Linked DNA regions of Homo sapiens: region 1 is linked to region 2. A link is a loop called in an ENCODE intact Hi-C map of the cell type or tissue named here. Cell type or tissue: OCI-LY7. All regions are shown on one strand. Links, peaks and the distances in the headings refer to the core of each region. The heading gives the core; the rest is flanking DNA. Region 1 overlaps MAST4 (microtubule associated serine/threonine kinase family member 4). Region 2 overlaps MAST4 (microtubule associated serine/threonine kinase family member 4).

Evidence for each region. A loop is a pair of places that touch in the nucleus more often than their neighbours do. Peaks named below come from ENCODE experiments on the same cell type or tissue, not always from the same donor. Only the 100,000 strongest peaks of a DNase experiment are listed, where the experiment ranks them.
Region 1: a loop joins it to region 2, with 2.6 times the contacts of the local background. A loop is called at or near these places in 2 of 110 quality-filtered maps.

Annotation. Positions count from the first base shown.
Region 1 is chr5:66,928,909-66,931,834 of GRCh38, forward strand. The region is part of intron 4 of MAST4 (microtubule associated serine/threonine kinase family member 4); the gene reads left to right. Among named protein-coding and RNA genes, the nearest start is that of MAST4-AS1, 74 kb to the right of the region's middle. In OCI-LY7, for the core only: no CTCF peak of the experiment used is centred there; a DNase peak (open chromatin) is centred at 1,283; H3K4me3 peaks cover 319 bases.
Region 2 is chr5:66,813,237-66,816,162 of GRCh38, forward strand. All of the region lies in intron 3 of MAST4 (microtubule associated serine/threonine kinase family member 4), which reads left to right. Among named protein-coding and RNA genes, the nearest start is that of MAST4-AS1, 190 kb to the right of the region's middle. In OCI-LY7, for the core only: CTCF peaks have their summits at 1,365 (motif pointing right) and 1,566; a DNase peak (open chromatin) is centred at 1,375.

The sequences.
Region 1 (2,926 bases), core at 333-2,832, 120 kb after region 2:
TTGCCCAGAATTAAAACTGGCTGGGTGACTGGGAGAAGCATCAGCTAACCCAAAGTCTGTGTGTATTAGCTGTGTTCTCCAGAGAGAATCAATAGAGGATGGATGGATGGATAAGAGGGGATTGATTAGGGAAATGTGTTTACATGATTATGGAGCTTGAGAAGTCCTACAACAAGCTGTCTACAAGCTAGAAACCCTGGAATGACAGTAGCATGGTTCAGCACAATACAAGTCTGAAAGCCTCAGATGCAGGGAAACTAATGGTGTAATTATCAGTCTGAGGCAGAAGGCCTGAGAACCTTGGGGGCCATTAGGGTAAGTCCTGGATTCCAAAGGGTGGAGAGTCTGGAGTTCTGATGTTCAAGGGCAGGAGAAGACACATGTCCCACCTCTAGGAAATGGAGAGGAGGAAATCACCTTTCCTCAGTCTTTTTTGTTCTGTCTGGGCCACCATCTGATTGGGTAGTGCCTGCCGACATTGAGAGAAAATCTTCTTCACTTAGTTCATGGACTCATATGTCAATCAGTCTCCTCTGGACACACCCTCAAAGACACACTCAGAAATAATGCTTTACCAGTTCTCCAGATGTTTCTTAATCCAGTCAAATTGACACCTAAAATTAACCATCACACTGTACTTCCCCTTTGCTTTAATGATAAAGCTCTGCTTTTTGTCAGGATGGTAATGTTTTCAGCTAAAAGGATATACTTATCAGCCTCCCTCTCTCACAGCTAGATACAGTTATGTTACTATCTGCTGGCTGATGAGATGTAAGCAGAGGGAATTAAATTCAAGGGATAGACAGCTGGTTGGGCACCTTTTTCCTTTTCTCCTTTATCTGGAATGAATTTGTGTTGGCCAGAGCTCCAGCAGCTGTATTGGTCCATGAAATAAACATGAAGGTAGACTCTACATGCTAAGGATGATGGAACTGCAAGGTGGAAGTAGCTTGAGTCTGATGATTTGGTAGCTACCAAACCACCCCTGCTTCTGAACTTCTTTTACCTAATGAAGCGATAAACTATTTTGCTTAATCACTTATTTGGCTTCCCAGTTATCTGCAGCCAATTCTACCTCATACAGAGACCTTTCCATAGGAACCCCAATCACTATCCTGTAGATGATATAGTATGTTCAGAAATAAAGGCCAACCAAGTGGAATGAAGAAAAGAGAATTACTTTCCAAGACCTAAAGAACAATGGGTCTGCTATGTGCCATGGTATCTTTTCCCCAAAGCATCTTGAATGAGAGCAGGAAGAGACGACTGAAACTGTGCCCCCTTTAGCTACTTCCTTATTTCATCAAATTTCGCTTTTATCTAATACCATAGATAGTGTTGGCCATTACCATTTTCTGCTACCTCACATTGAGTTACAGCAGCAACAACATCTTGGCAGTAAAACACTGTTTTGAGTACTTCATTGCTTTTTACTGTTGTTTCAGAAAGGTGAGTAGAAAACAGAAGTATGTGCTGATTATCTGGTAAGAAGTGTAGTTCCCACAAACTAAATGCAGCTGACACCACAGGGAAATTACCTGGCTTTCCAAAAGGTCTGATCTTTAGCTTCAGTAAGACGTTCATTGTATTTGGTCCAGTGGTGTGTGTATATGATTGTGAATGAGAAGAACAAAGGTAAAGGATTTGAACAGATTGGAAGTATATCAATGAGGAGTATATGAGGAAGAATTAGGAAGTTTAAAATTTTTTATGTCTCAAGGAATAAAAACTTCCCTGACAATATATATTTGACCCTTTGACATGCTTTCAGGAATGTGTGAAGCAGGAAAGTAAAGAGCTGCCTTTATACCATTCTATCTGGGTTCACTGTCTTTCAGCAACTGAGCGATTCTCTGACAGAACATCGTGGATTGAGAGGAAATAAGAATGGGTGTGCCTGCTTTAGGATTACACAGTGCTGGACCTTTGAGGAAGGAGAAGCAGAGATGGATAGAATTGTTGTGGCAGAACTGAGCTTGTATACTTGGTCCTGTGGAGGGTATCTACTCTTCTTCCAGCTGCGTAGGGTAAATAAAGGTTTTTGTAAAGCTTCTTTATCTGTCTTGAATTATTCATGTTTCTCTGCATCTTTGGATTTACAGCCCACCCTCAGAGATGAAGATTTTCTTGGAGGACCAAATTTAGGGGAAATATAGCTTCTGAGAACTTACTTTATCTGTAACAAGGCCAAGTCAGTTTCTAAGTGTCTCATTTTAAAGTCACAATGATATGAGACCCTAAGTAGTATCTACTGCTTGGGGAACTGAGAAGGCAATTCATGCTATGCATTTATACTTACCGAAGTATATAAAATGACATATTTTCTCACTGAATATGTTTATCCTTATTTTTATGGAGTTTCAGACATTTACAAGGGTTTTTTAAAGGTTTATTTCTGATCGCAGGTCCTAGTACCCTGTTTTTCCCTCAAGCTATTAATTTTTCCAATTGTGAGTTTATTTTTCTTGTTGCTTATCAGGAACCTAATTCTTTGTTGTGAGGGTGGAATTTCTGTACTGGGTTTGTGGAAATTTCTTCTTTCCTGTATCTTTTGCTGGGAGGGAGAGATGTTGCAATGAGGTTTGTGAAAGGAGCCGAGCTAACTCTGATTCTAACAGTTTTCTTAATATATTTCTAATGAAGTTATTATAGTTGTCACTTGATGAAACAAGATTGAGCTAGACATTATGTTGGATTTCATTTATTGATTTCTAGTTATTCCATGGCAATCTAGAAAGTTTGGAAATGGTGTTTTCTTTTTTCATGCAATACCTGGCCTCCATCACAAAAAATATTTAGCTCATATTGAAGATAGCGTTGCTGCCTGAAAGGCATGTATATATTAGTACACTGTATTAAAAAAAAAGAGGAAATAGCATCCAGTTTCCCCAGCGCAGGACTATAATAGTTTCCTACTGAAATTACA
Region 2 (2,926 bases), core at 160-2,659:
TGCATTTTCACAAAATATGTATCGCAATTATAGAGGAATGTTCACATTTGCTGATTCTGGGTATAAGCATGTTTATTCTTCCAACTTTACTGGAGGTTTGAAAAATTTTAAACTAAAATATTGGAGAGTAAAACCAGACAAGTGTATTTTTCCCTCCTTCAAGGAAACTAAGACAAATGAAAGGAAACAGTTTATTAACTGAGTTTTCCACAGTCATACAAGAGTGTAGTGGAAGAACCAGAAAGAGATTCCAGCTGTTCAGTTGCCTTTCTTGTACTTTTCGGCCATCTCTGCTCCCTTAGGAAAGGCAGATGCAGGAGAATTTCCTCCAGGTGCAGCTTCTGAACAGAATATCTCTGAGTCTTGCAACATTGCCATGTATTTTTACTTATAAATTATCCAAATGGGAAAAGCAGAAGATTGGTACTTAAGTGTCAGTTTTATAAAACTGCTAATTACATGGCATTGAGTAGATATTTCACCTAATGAGAAGAAATAGGTGGTTTAACTCTGAACCTGGAATTTTTATTTCTGACAGCTTGAAACAGAAAAATGAGTCCATGGGAAGTAGTAGTTAGTTGTGAAAGAAGGAATGTTAGATGCAAATCTAGTAGTTTGATGGGGAGACAAAATAAGAATTGCATGCTGCACTCTTACATTGCTTTCAGAATTGTTTTGTTGGAAGGTTACTGGGAACATGAGATAGTGTGATAAGGTCTTTAATTATCCTACTTGTCTGTCATCTCTGGAAAGTCAGGAGAGAGGAGTTGAACACTTTCTGCTTCACCTGATCCGGGGGACCTGATCCGGGGGACCTGTGTGGGTTAAGAGGAGGATGGGCCTCCAGGGGCCACTTCTCAGGAGCAGACAGTGCTGTTCTGTTCCTTCTCTCTCCCCTGGGACCTTAGGGAAGGAGATATTTTTCAGTTTTGTGATGTTACCTGGCCTAGTAACAAATTATGAAATCAGAATAACCTGTTTATGATCAACATGTACTTCAAACATTTGGAAAAATAAAGAATTGCTCACTGTGCCTCCTCAGTGCTAGGGAGCTCTTGGATGCTGGGTCATCAACGTGGGAGGGAGGTGATCACTTTCATTATGGCCTCGGGCAAGCATTTTCCTGTTGTGGGGCTTTTTTTACCTTTGGCTACCTCCCTTGCGCCTAATCAAGTATGAGGAGCAGCCACAGATATGTAAAAGAGGCCAGCAGTCCCTTCTGGCTCATTCAGAGCATCACCTTCTAGAGCACCTTTGATGGGACAGGCTCCGCATTTCTCATTAGATGATCCTCTGAAATATATTTCTTCTGATCTTCATCTCCAGAGACAAGGTGAAATGCACTGATGAAGGTGGTAGTTTGTCCACTAGGTGGCACATCAGCAAATCTCCTTTGCAAGGGATGGAGGTAAAAATACTGGGGATTTTTAAAAAGATGTATCTGTCAAGCATGTGAGATAAAGGTATGCCCTACGTGCAAGGTGATTTGCTAAGTCAACTGGGGGAAGAAAACATTCTAATTCTCTCATTGTAACAAAATTGCCAGGAAGAACTTTTTAAATGCTAATAGACTTGTTGAAATTAAAAAGCTTTATGATGCATCCTAGAGATTTTTTTTTTCCCCACAAAAGTTGGGCTGCAGATCACTGCTGCAAGTAAGAGAATGCTGTTAATCTTGCTAGCATTCTGAGTATATAAAATAACGTATGGAAGATGTTTAGACATCCTAGGTTTATATATTTGAATTATGTTCTGAAAATGGTGCATACTTGAGCTAGAGGGATTCCTACCAGTAACTTTTTAAAAAATTAGTGGAACATGTTAGGTATAACTTACATTTGAAGGAATAGACTTCATGTTGCTAGAATGCATTATCAGTAATTCTTATTGCATGCACAACTAAACATAGCTAAATGAATAACTCCATGCTGAGCACATATTAGTTATGATTTTTATACCAAAATGTTTAAAAATACTTCTTTAGAAGCATATAAAGGAAGCGACATTTCTATTTCTTAATCCAAGTATCCCTTCTGAAAACTGAGCAGTAAAATTAGTAACATATTCCCCCCTTATCTGAGGCTTGACTTTCTGTGGTTTAAATGGGTGAATACAGTACAGTATTTTGACAGATTACATTCACATGACTTTTATTACAGCATAGTTATAATTGTGCTATTTTATTCTTGTTAATCTCTTACTGTACCTAATTTATAAACTTTATCATACGTATGTATATATTTTAATAGAAAAAAAACAGTATATATGGGGCTTGGTACTATCTGTGGTTTCGGGCATTCACCAGGCATCCTGGAACTTATCCCTGGAGTGTAAGGGGAGACTGCTTTCCTTGTATTTCAGAAGACAAATAACGTTTTTAAAAAATTCTTCTTTCTGGTAAAGCATTCAGATTTTATTTTATTTTTCCCCCTAAAGAAACTGGTATTATTTATGATGGCTTAGGGTATTGCTTTACAAATAAGAATCAGATTTAATTTATTAGGTTTGTCTGTAGGTAAAACAGGATACATACATCCTTTTGAATCCAGTTTTCTTTAGAGGACAGTTGAAGTGTACAATTAACAGGCTCCTCACAAACGTCCTTACCTGCTGTCCCAGAGGAGAGTGGTGACAGGTTTTCAGGGTTGTCAGGTAAAGTATGGAATCATCACCAGGGTTCAGGTGGCATTAGAGAAACCTCAAGGAGGAAAAGGAGGAGGAACCTGTTAGCTTTTAATAATTGAGTCATGTAATGTCTTCAGTAAAGCCAGGATAGACAGGACTTATCCAGTTCACTGAACTTCAATTTTAGAGGAAGATTGAGGAAAAGTGCCCTGCCATTCCATGCAAATGCTAGTCTTTGGTGAAAAGAGATTAAAAATATTATCTTATGGCATGCTTGTCTAACCCGCAGCCCAGGACAGCT